Linked DNA regions of Homo sapiens: region 2 is linked to region 1. A link is a loop called in an ENCODE intact Hi-C map of the cell type or tissue named here. Cell type or tissue: natural killer cell. All regions are shown on one strand. Region 1 overlaps FOCAD (focadhesin). Region 2 holds the start of MAP1LC3BP1 (microtubule associated protein 1 light chain 3 beta pseudogene 1).

Evidence for each region. A loop is a pair of places that touch in the nucleus more often than their neighbours do. Peaks named below come from ENCODE experiments on the same cell type or tissue, not always from the same donor. Only the 100,000 strongest peaks of a DNase experiment are listed, where the experiment ranks them.
Region 2: it touches region 1 in a loop (5-fold over the local background); 9 of 110 quality-filtered maps call a loop at or near these places.

What each region holds. Positions count from the first base shown.
Region 1 is chr9:20,938,196-20,943,195 of GRCh38, reverse strand. All of the region lies in intron 28 of FOCAD (focadhesin), which reads right to left. Among named protein-coding and RNA genes, the nearest start is that of HACD4, 91 kb to the left of the region's middle. RefSeq lists a silencer at 1,827-1,876. In natural killer cell, CTCF peaks have their summits at 1,700 and 1,903 (motif pointing right); a DNase peak (open chromatin) is centred at 1,935.
Region 2 is chr9:19,462,512-19,467,511 of GRCh38, reverse strand. MAP1LC3BP1 (microtubule associated protein 1 light chain 3 beta pseudogene 1) reads left to right here and starts at 4,123. Exons shown (of 2, transcript XM_047424278.1): 1 at 4,123-4,196. The coding sequence starts at 4,123. RefSeq lists a silencer at 2,308-2,767. In natural killer cell, CTCF peaks have their summits at 2,454 and 2,655 (motif pointing left); DNase peaks (open chromatin) are centred at 2,411 and 2,661.

The DNA of each region.
Region 1 (5,000 bases):
TAAGATCTCAATAGAACATGCTTTTGAGACTAATCACATTTACGGAAGAGGAAAGGCTACTCTTGATTAATATGAATGTAAAGCCTTTGCTATTATTTAGAATCTACAGGGAAGTTTTTTGGCTATCTTTGTATATTGATGCATATAACAATTTGACAGAATTAGACCAAAGATATAATTAGACAAAATTTGATTAATACTTAGACACATTTGACTGTTGTTCTCTCTTTGACTATTTAACTGCTACTTATGCTTAAGATTTCAAATGTTACTTCCTCAGAGACATCATCTCTCGCCCAGCAGAGAGCCTCTTTAATACTCTCCCACAGCACCCTGTGCTAATTTACTTCATACAATTTTAATTATAAACTCTGATGAAAATTATTTGGGGTATTGGTTGATTATTATCTCTTCCCTGGCCTGAAAGCTCCATAAGGGTGGGTATACCTTTTCTGTTTTTTTCCCTACCACAGTATCTGCTGCACCTAGTATACTGCTTGGCGTATACAGGCACTCAACCAGTATTTATTGAAAGCTGAAGAACTAACCAAATGAAGAATTTTAAGAGTCTAGAGTAGAGAGAAGATCTACAGAGGAAGAAGAAAAAAGCAAGGCTTGATTCTTATGTTTAGTAGTAGGCAAATTTTATAAGTAGTAAAATTCACTGAACGTATCATGCAAGATTCAACCAAGAAAATTCAGTTTCTGTTTCTTGCCAGACTAATTTCAGAAAGAGGAATATTGGGCTCATCTGGAAAACAAATTCCTCTCAAAGCTCATTCCAATAGGGTTTAACTTTCTGAATAAACAAGGAAGTATGTAAGTCTTGCTTTTCAGGCTATCCTGGGCACATAAATATCTCTATCCCCTAGATTGAAGCCCCTCTTTCATCATCTCAGGAGATAGATGTATTAAGGCTTTGAAAAACACATCTGTTTCTAGTTCACATTTACCTAAAATTTATCATAGCAATTATTACTATAACCTGAGCAACGTTATAATTCACTAGCGATTCTATTCATTGCTACAGCGGCAGTTAAGTGACTGGTGTAACATATGAATATATAACAGTGTATGTATATACATGCTATGGCATATACATCTATTGCCCCTCTGAATAGGTCCCCTCTCATTCATCTCAATTTTCCAGTATGCACCAATAATGTAGTCCTAAAACTTTATTCCTGATTTCCCTCTGATTTCTAAATCTTCTATATTTTAATGTGTTTATTCTTGTTCTAAGTCTTAAAATGTTCCCCCAGGTGCTTAGTTCAGCAATTCCACATATTTACCTCATTCTAGCTTCTCTTTGATATGTCTGCCAGCTTTGAACCAAGAATAGCTTGGGCAGAGGTAGCTTTTATAACTTTCTGTCCACTGAAAGCAAAAAGGAGTTAAGTGTTGGTGTCTCCAACAGAGGAAATAAAAACAAATTATAATATTGGGTATGAAACTGAACTTTGGAGTTGCTAACATAAATGTTCTATAAGAGTGCTAACAAATGATAAAGATAATTTGAGTTTTTAAATTCCATACACTATTATGTCATTACTTATTTGAATCTATTATCAGAGTATATTAAAATATCACCAGCAAAAGAAATCCTGAAACTTAAAAGCTAAGCAATTCTGATATTTGTGTTGCTGCATCAACTCAGATATATATTTTTTAAAATTAATCAGAGATGAATCTTCAATTCCCTAGTTTACTGTAGGCAATCCTGCAGATTAAGTACTAGGCCATCTAATAATTAGTTCTAATAACAGTTAACATTTATATAGCGCTTTGCCCTTTACAAAGCGCTATACAAATGTTATCGCATTTCTAAAAGCTCAGTAGTAATTAACCAAAGCTTGGGTCATTGATGACTGCATGACTACAGTTACGGCTGTGAGGATCACAATGGCACAATGAGCTACCACTAGATGGCAGTAAAATCTTAGTGATAGGCTCACGAACACCAGCCTGGCCAGGTGTGCGGGTTCTTTCAGCAGGGAGATGTCCATTAAATCGGGAAGCATGGTGAATTTGCTCTGGGTGAATTCTATCATTTGAGGGAGTACACTCCCGCATCTACTAACTACCTTCTAGTAAGACTTCCACTGTTTCACTTGAGGGAGGCTTGCCCTAGACTCCTGAAATCTCATTAGATAAGGGAATACTTTAAATCATGAGTCAGGCTTTCAGGTCTGGGTCTAGTTAAAAAGCAGAAGGAAGAATTAAAATATTAAAAAAAAAAGTGTGGGTGACACTTGCATGTCAGAAAAAAAATAAATACACAGTATACTGTCCAGCATCAAACTGCTTTCCTTCTATTGAAATGTGTTATCCATACTGTGTTATGTAAGAAAGAAAAATGGCTTTGAAGTCAGATGTCCCAGGTTTCTCTCTTGGCTCTGCCACTTATTAAGCATATGACCCTGAAACAAGCCTCCTATCTGAGACTCACATTCTTTATCTGTAAACCAAAGTGATGATGATTCCTACTTCAGTATCATGTTTAGGTTGTGACATGGATGTAACTCCATGAGAAACAGATGTGAAAATGCCTAGCTCAGTATGCAGCTGCTCAGTAAGTATCAGTTGAACCTGAAGCCAAAAAGAGAACTATGCTGGGTGCAGTGGCTCACATCTGTAATCCCATTACTTTGGGAGGCCAGGGTTGGGAGGATTACTCGAGGCCAGGAGTTCAACACCGGCCTAGGCAACACAGTAAGACCCTGTCTCTACAAAAAATAAAAAAATTAGTCAAGCATGGTTGCATATGCCTGTAGTACCAGCTACTTGAGGCTGAGGCAGGAGGATTGCTTGAGCCCAGGAGGTCGAACTTGCAGTAAGCCATGATTGTGGTATCACTGCACTCCAGCCTGAGCAACAGAGTGATATCCTATCTCAAAAAAAAAAAAAAAAAAGGGAGAACTGCACAAGGACTGACACCTAGAGAGCATTAGTAATGATGAAGCACTAAACTTCATTAACCGTAGAACTAAAAGTTTGGAGAGGATGGAAGAAGGACTTCTTGAAGGGCCTGAGCTTTTAATTGGGCTCTAACAGACAGGCAAGTGTCCACTAACTGGACAGGAAGTCCAGGCCTACCCGTCTCTCTCTCAATATAGTTGTTCATTAAAAAGGATAGAAAACCAAACGCAGCATGTTCTCAGTCATAGGTGGGAATTGAACAATGAGAACACTTGGACGCATGTTCTCACTCATAGGTGGGAACTGAACAATGAGAACACTTGGACACAGGGTGGGGAACATCACACACTGGGGCCTGTCGTGGGGTGGAGGGAGGGGGGAGGGATAGCATTAGGAGATACGCCTAATGTAAATGACGAGTTAATGGGTGCAGCACACCAACATGGCACATGTATACATATGCAACAAACCTGCGCGTTGTGCACATGTACCCTAGAACTTAAAGTATAATTTAAAAAAAAGAAAGAAAAAAAATAAAATAAATTTAAAAAATAAAAAATAAAAACAAAAAAAAATAAAATAAAAGAAGGTAAGAATCAACAAAGAAGGTAAGAATGAAGAAATAAGAAACTTATTAGTAACAAAAATAAATTTTAAAGTTAAATATGCTTGGACATACGAAATTTTTAAACACCTCAGTATCTGTATGGTGGGTAATTCATCCCCATGGTACTCCCCGCATTTAAACAACCTTCCTGAAAACTGATGGAGACAATGCCTGAAAGTCACTCCTGACTGTGCCACTGGCTAAAGTTGGCGGCATCTTAATCTCACATTTTTTCCCAACTTTATAACATCTTGAGCTAAGCTACAATGAACATCTTTGGGTGGTAAGAGGAGGCAGGAGGGATGGAAAGAGACATGAAAATATCTTATTCCTAGGTTGTAAAAGGCAATATAAATGCATGGATTAGGTTCAAAATCTCAACTCTTCATTGGATTCAAATAACAGCTAAATTTCCCTATTTTTCTCATTAATCATTTTCTATTTTCAAGATACTTCAACCATGCCATCAAACTCTTTCTTTACTCATATTCAAACCACACTCTTTTTTTTTTTTTTTTTGAGAAGAGAGTCTCGCTCTGTCGCCCAGGCTGGAGTGCAGTGGCACGATCTCGGCTCACTGCAAGCTCCGCCTCCCGGGTTCACACCATACTACTGCCTCAGCCTCCTGAGTAGCTGGGACTACAGGCGCCTGCAACCACGCCCTGCTAATTTTTTTTCTGTATTTTTTTTTCAATTTTTAATTTAATTTTTATTAAGGTAAAATATACATATAAAAGTACCATCTTTATCATTTTTAAGGGTACAGTTCAGTGGTAATAATACATTTATATTCTTTTTAAAAAGTAAATCAGCAAAATGACTGAGAAAAATATTTGTAATAAATATGGTAGACTAAAGTTCATGTACATAATATATAATGAATTCTTAAAAATTGGTAAGATAATCTTTTTTTAATATATCTACAATCTTTCTTTTCTTTTCTTTATTATAAGTTTTAGGGTACATGTGCACAATGTGCAGGTTAGCTACATATGTATACAGGTGCCATATTGGTGTGCTGTACCCATTAACTTGTCATTTAACATTAGGTATATCCCCTAATGCTATCCCTCCCCACTCCCCCCACCCCACAACAGGCCCCCGTGTGTGATGTTCCGCTTCCTGTGTCCATGTGTTCTCATTGTTCAATTCCCACCTATGAGTGAGAACATGTGGTGTTTGGTTTTTGTCCTTGCGACAGTTTGCTGAGAATGATGGTTTCCAGCTTCATCCATGTCCCTACAAAGGATATGAACTCATCCTTTTTTATGGCTGCATAGTATTCCATGGTGTATATGTGCCACATTTTCTTAATCCAGTCTATCATTGTTGGACATTTGGGTTGGTTCCAAGTCTTTGCTATTGTGAATAGTGCCGCAATAAACATACGTGTGCATGTGTCTTTATAGCAGCATGATTTATAAACCTTTGGGTATATACCCAGTAATGGAATGGCTGGGTCAAATGGTATTTC
Region 2 (5,000 bases), 1.5 Mb after region 1:
TTTGAGGGCGATTTTTTAAAACACAAGAGGGGAATTTTTTTTTTTTTTTTTTTTTGAGATGGTGGCTTGCTCTGTCTCCCAGGCTGGAGTGCAGCTCACTGCAGCCTCCACCTCCTGGGTTCAAGTGATTCTCCCGCCTCAGCCTCCGAAGTAGCTGGGATTAAAGGCGTGTGTTACTACACCCGGCTAATATTTCTGTATTTTTAGTAGAGATGGGGTTTTGCCATGTTAGCCAGGCTGGCCTCCAACTCCTGACCTCCAGTGATCCACCCACCTCGGCCTCCCAAAGTGCTGGGATTACAGGCACGAGACACTGCGCCCGGCCGAAAAAAACAAGTTTAATTTTATTTCTCTATCACCTAGGCAGTGCAAGATTGGTATGACAATTGCACAGAACTTTCTGGAACCCAAACTCCTTCCTGTCCATCACTCCATCATCCCAGGGGTATGATGCTCATCCTTGTGTCCCAAGTTGGCAACCAGAGCTCCAGCCATCACATCCACGTTCCAGGAAGCAGAGTAGAGGAGGGCAACAAATAAAAGGAGCAAATGGAGATACTGTTTTTTAAAGAAAGTTCCCTGAAAGGTGCCATATACCACTTCTATACATGTCTTCAGACAGAACTGGTTGGAAAAACAAAAAAAGATGAAAAATGGAGACTTTTATTCCAGGCAGCCAACTTTCCAGCTAAATATTGGAGCTTCTATTACAAAGGAAGAAAGAGGAAGTGATATTAGAGTAAGAAATTGAAAATCTCTGCCACAAAAGAATTATTTTTTTAATCCTCATAACAGCCTATGAAATAACTTCTGTTATTATCTCCATTTTACAGATGAGAAAATTGAGGCTTAGAGAAGATTTTTGTGGAAGATTTTTGTGGGTTTTTGTTTTGTTTTGAGACAGGGTCTCACTCTGTCACCCAAGCTGAAGTTGCAGTGGTGCCATCATGGCTCACTACAGCCTTGGCCTCCTGGGCTCAAGCAATCCTCCCACCCAAGTCTTCCAAGTACCTGGGACCACAGGCACATGCCACCCCACTCGGCTTATTTTTGTACTTTTTGTAGAGACAGGGTCTCACCAAGTTGCCCAGGCTAGCCTCAAATTCCTGGCCTCAAGTGATCCTCCTACCATGGCCTCCCAAAGTGCTGGGATTACAGGTGTGAACCATAGTGCCCGGCCAAGAGAAGATTCTTGACCAAAGTCTATACTCAAAAGCCCTGACCAACATCTCACTGAAAGTTATGAGAGACTCTGAGGCAGAACTGCCCAGCCAAGCTGCTCCCAAATTCCTGACCCAGAGAAACTGAGAGACTATTTATTTTTGTTTCAAGCCACTAAGTTTCAGGGTCATTTATTAGGCAGCCACTCATCTAGTTTATGGTGTGTGCCCTCCAGGGGGACTGCATTTTAATAGGGGACTCAGAGAGGCTGCCCATGGAGCAGTAAAAGCTCTAGGCTGGAAGTCAGGACACCTGGGCCTGGTCTTCTACCTCATAAAAGCTACGCAGCCCTGGAAGACACGCTTCAGGGCTCTGAATGTCAGTGTTCTCATCGTAAACACTTCTTTAAGGGAAGGGGCAGGTGTTGAACTAGACACCCTCTAGGATCGCTTCCAGCTTTCATGTTCTAACTGTTGGAAGAGAGAAACTGGGAGCAGAGCGCAGCACCCCCGGCCAGGCCAGCAGCTACTTTCTCCCCAGCTCGCAGGCTGCAGCCGAGGCCACAGGAGGAAAGGAGGCCCCTGGCCCTTTCCTCGGTTGAACCCAGGCTCTTCACCCCCGGAGTCGGCCTGTGACCCTTTCAATTTGGTGGGTAGAAATCTCCGGGAAGAGGCTGTACAAGTCACAATACAACCCCTCTGGAAAAGACGTGAGGCTTAACCCATAAGCAGCAATGGAAAAGGAAAGCTACAATCTCTAAATCAGTGGTTCTCAACCAGGAACAACTCCCGGCTCTCCTCGCCAGATATATGACATTTGACAATGTTTGGGACACTTTAGGTTGTCACAACTGGAAGGGTAGGTGCTACTGGCATCTATACTGCTGAACTCCTTCGCTCGCTCACTCTCTCATCCACACCCATATACCCACACATACCCCAAGTCGCTTGTCTCTGTGGAGGCTTGCCCCAGTTTCTCAGTAGCTCTGGTGGATCTGGGGGTTAGGGATCTAGACCGTCAAGGGGCCAACCAAACTGAAACCTGGAGTGGAGTCACCAAGAGGCAGAGCCCAGTGGGCCTGAAACATACACACTTTCAGGGAATCTCGTATAGATATATGCATGAACACGGCCTTGGGGTGGCAGAAGCGTTAGCGTTATCAGCTTTGGGGTAAATCCATTCTCTGGAACCTTGGCTTTAAAGAGCTCCCGCAAAGCGCAGAGCTTTCCTCTGGGGGCGCATTTCTGCAGCCCAGAGTCAGCACGGTCCGCTCACCTGGAAACATGCCCGGCGGCGAGTATAGGCAGGCACGCAAGAACTCTCTCCTGCCTGCGTGGGAGGCAAAAGCCGCCCTGGCCGCCCCCGCCGCAGCCCTGCGCCCCGCGCCCCGCGCCCGCCAGCCCCTAGTCCCACAGCCACGCGCCTTCTAGTCCCACACCCCCGAGCCCCGCAGCCCCGCGCCCTTCAGCCCACCGCGCTCTCGCCCGGCAGCACTGCCCCCTGGTGGGCGCCCGGAGCAGCGCCCGCCCGCTCCTCGGACACCCAGGCCGAGCTGCTCCCAGTCCGCTCCAGACACTACACTCATCGGGCTCCGCTCCCCACGCCCGCATCTCCCAACTGCCAGCCGTAGGACCAAGCAGAAGTGCATCCCTGACCTTCCTGTGGTCCCAGCGGACAATGGCCAAGACACCACACTCACAATGTGTCTTGCAGGTCATAGCTCCCCTTTCTGATATTTTCAACTCATGGGTATGGCTCCTGTTGGCTTCTTTCACGCTTGCTCTGCACAAAAATACGCACACACTCACACTCACACGCACACACACACACTCCTCAGTACTCCTGACATCCAACCAGGTGCCGTGGACAGAAGAGCCATCATCTGCCCAGCGGTCTGGCAGCCTGGAGACCTTTCCCCTGGCCTAGTGCTCGCTGCCCGTCAGGTATCAGTTTGGACGCCGCATTCCAATCCAGGAAGCCTTCCTCACCCGGGCAAGGTATTCTCACCACACCCCAAAACTCTTTTGCTCTAAGGCAGGGGTCTCCACACCCCAGGCCGCAGACCAGTACCCCTTTGTGGCCTGTTAGGAACCGGGCTGCACAGACGGAGGTGAGCCCCGGGGCGAAGGCAAGCATGACCGCCTGAGCTCCACCTCCTGTCAGATCAGCAGTGGCATTCGATTCTCATAGGAGTGTGAACCCTGTTGTAAACTGCGTATGGGAGGGATCTAGGTTGCATGTTCCTTATGAGAATCTAATGCCTGATGATCTGTCACTGTCTCCCATCATCCCCAGATGAGACCACCTAGTTGCAGGAAAACAAGCTAAGGGCTCCCACTGATTCTACATTATGGTGAGTTGTAATTATTTCATTACATATTACAATGTAATAATAATTATTATTCTTATATTACAATAATTATTTCATTATACGTTACAATGTAATAATAATAGAAATAAAGTGCACAATAAATGTAATGAGCTTGAACCATCTGAAACCATTCTCCACCTCACACTCCCAGCCCTTTCCAGTCTGTGGAAAAAAGTGTCTTCCATGAAACCGGTCCCTGGTGTCAAAAAGGTTGGAGACCGCTGCTCTACGGATTGATTGGTTGGTAAATTGATGTTTGGATTCAGTCTCCCAGGCCCTGGGTTTGTCTCTGGGAATACAAAGATGAGGAGGCCAGGCGGTGCGGGTAGGGAGAGGCCAGACTGGATGGCTTTATCCCACCAGACATCCTAAGATTTGGGAAGAGAACAGGTTTTCTTCCAAGTGAACCCCCAGGCCAGCTTCCTAAAACCTCCTCTTTCCTAGCTCAGCCCACACCCCTCTCCTCCTTAGTGCTGCCTCCCTTCACTGCTTCTCGGGGTATTTTCCACAGCTGGTTGTAGATAGCGGTACCCCTCCCCGCCTCGGAGGGAGGGCATGAAAAGGTATTACAGGAAATTTCACCAGGGACCATGGGAGAGAAAGAGGAAGCCCTGGGCATGTGTGTGCCAGCACTTGTCAGTGTGCACCTATGTGTGCATACAAGGTGCGTGCACACACGGGAGGAGTCTAGAGGTTCCACAACGCTAAATCCATTCTGGCGGTTTTAGCTAAAAGTGGGGAGGGGATTCCACATTCCTGGCACATGACAGTGTAGTGAGTGGTTCAAATAACGTTTGCCCAAAATTCACCTTCACCCAGAATCTCAGTATGTGACCTTATTTGGCAATGGGGTCTTTGCAGATGTCATTAGTTAAGATGAGGTCATACTGGATTAGGGTGGGCCCTAAGTTCAATGACTGATGTCTTTGTAAGATAAAGGAGAAACTTAGACACAAGGCCACAGGGACACAAGGAAGAAGCCCCATGACAGTGGAAGGAGAGACATGGAGCAGATTCTTGCTCAGAGCCTCCAAAAGGAGCCAACCCTGCCCACACCTTGATTTTGGACTTCTGGCCTCCTGAACTGTGACAGAATAAATTTCTGATGTTTCAAGCCACTAAGTTTTGAGGTGATCTGTTACACAGCCATGGAGACAGGCCCAAAGGCCATGTGAAAGACCAGGAAGAACACACAAAGCTCTGAGAGACTCGAGTGAAGGGGACAAGGGGGAGATGCTCAAAACCAGAAAGACTGGAAAGGAAGGCAGGGACCAGATCGTGGAGGAGACTTCAGATCACACTCAGGGTCTCCAATCAGGTTTGTTTTGTTCTAAGAGCAATGGGGAGGAACTGGTGGGGCCTGAGCAGGAAGGACACTGTCAGATTTCTCTCTAGAAAGACAGCTGTGGCTCCAGCAGGACAGATGGGCAATAGAAGGTGGCACCTTCTCCAGGATACGGAAAAATGG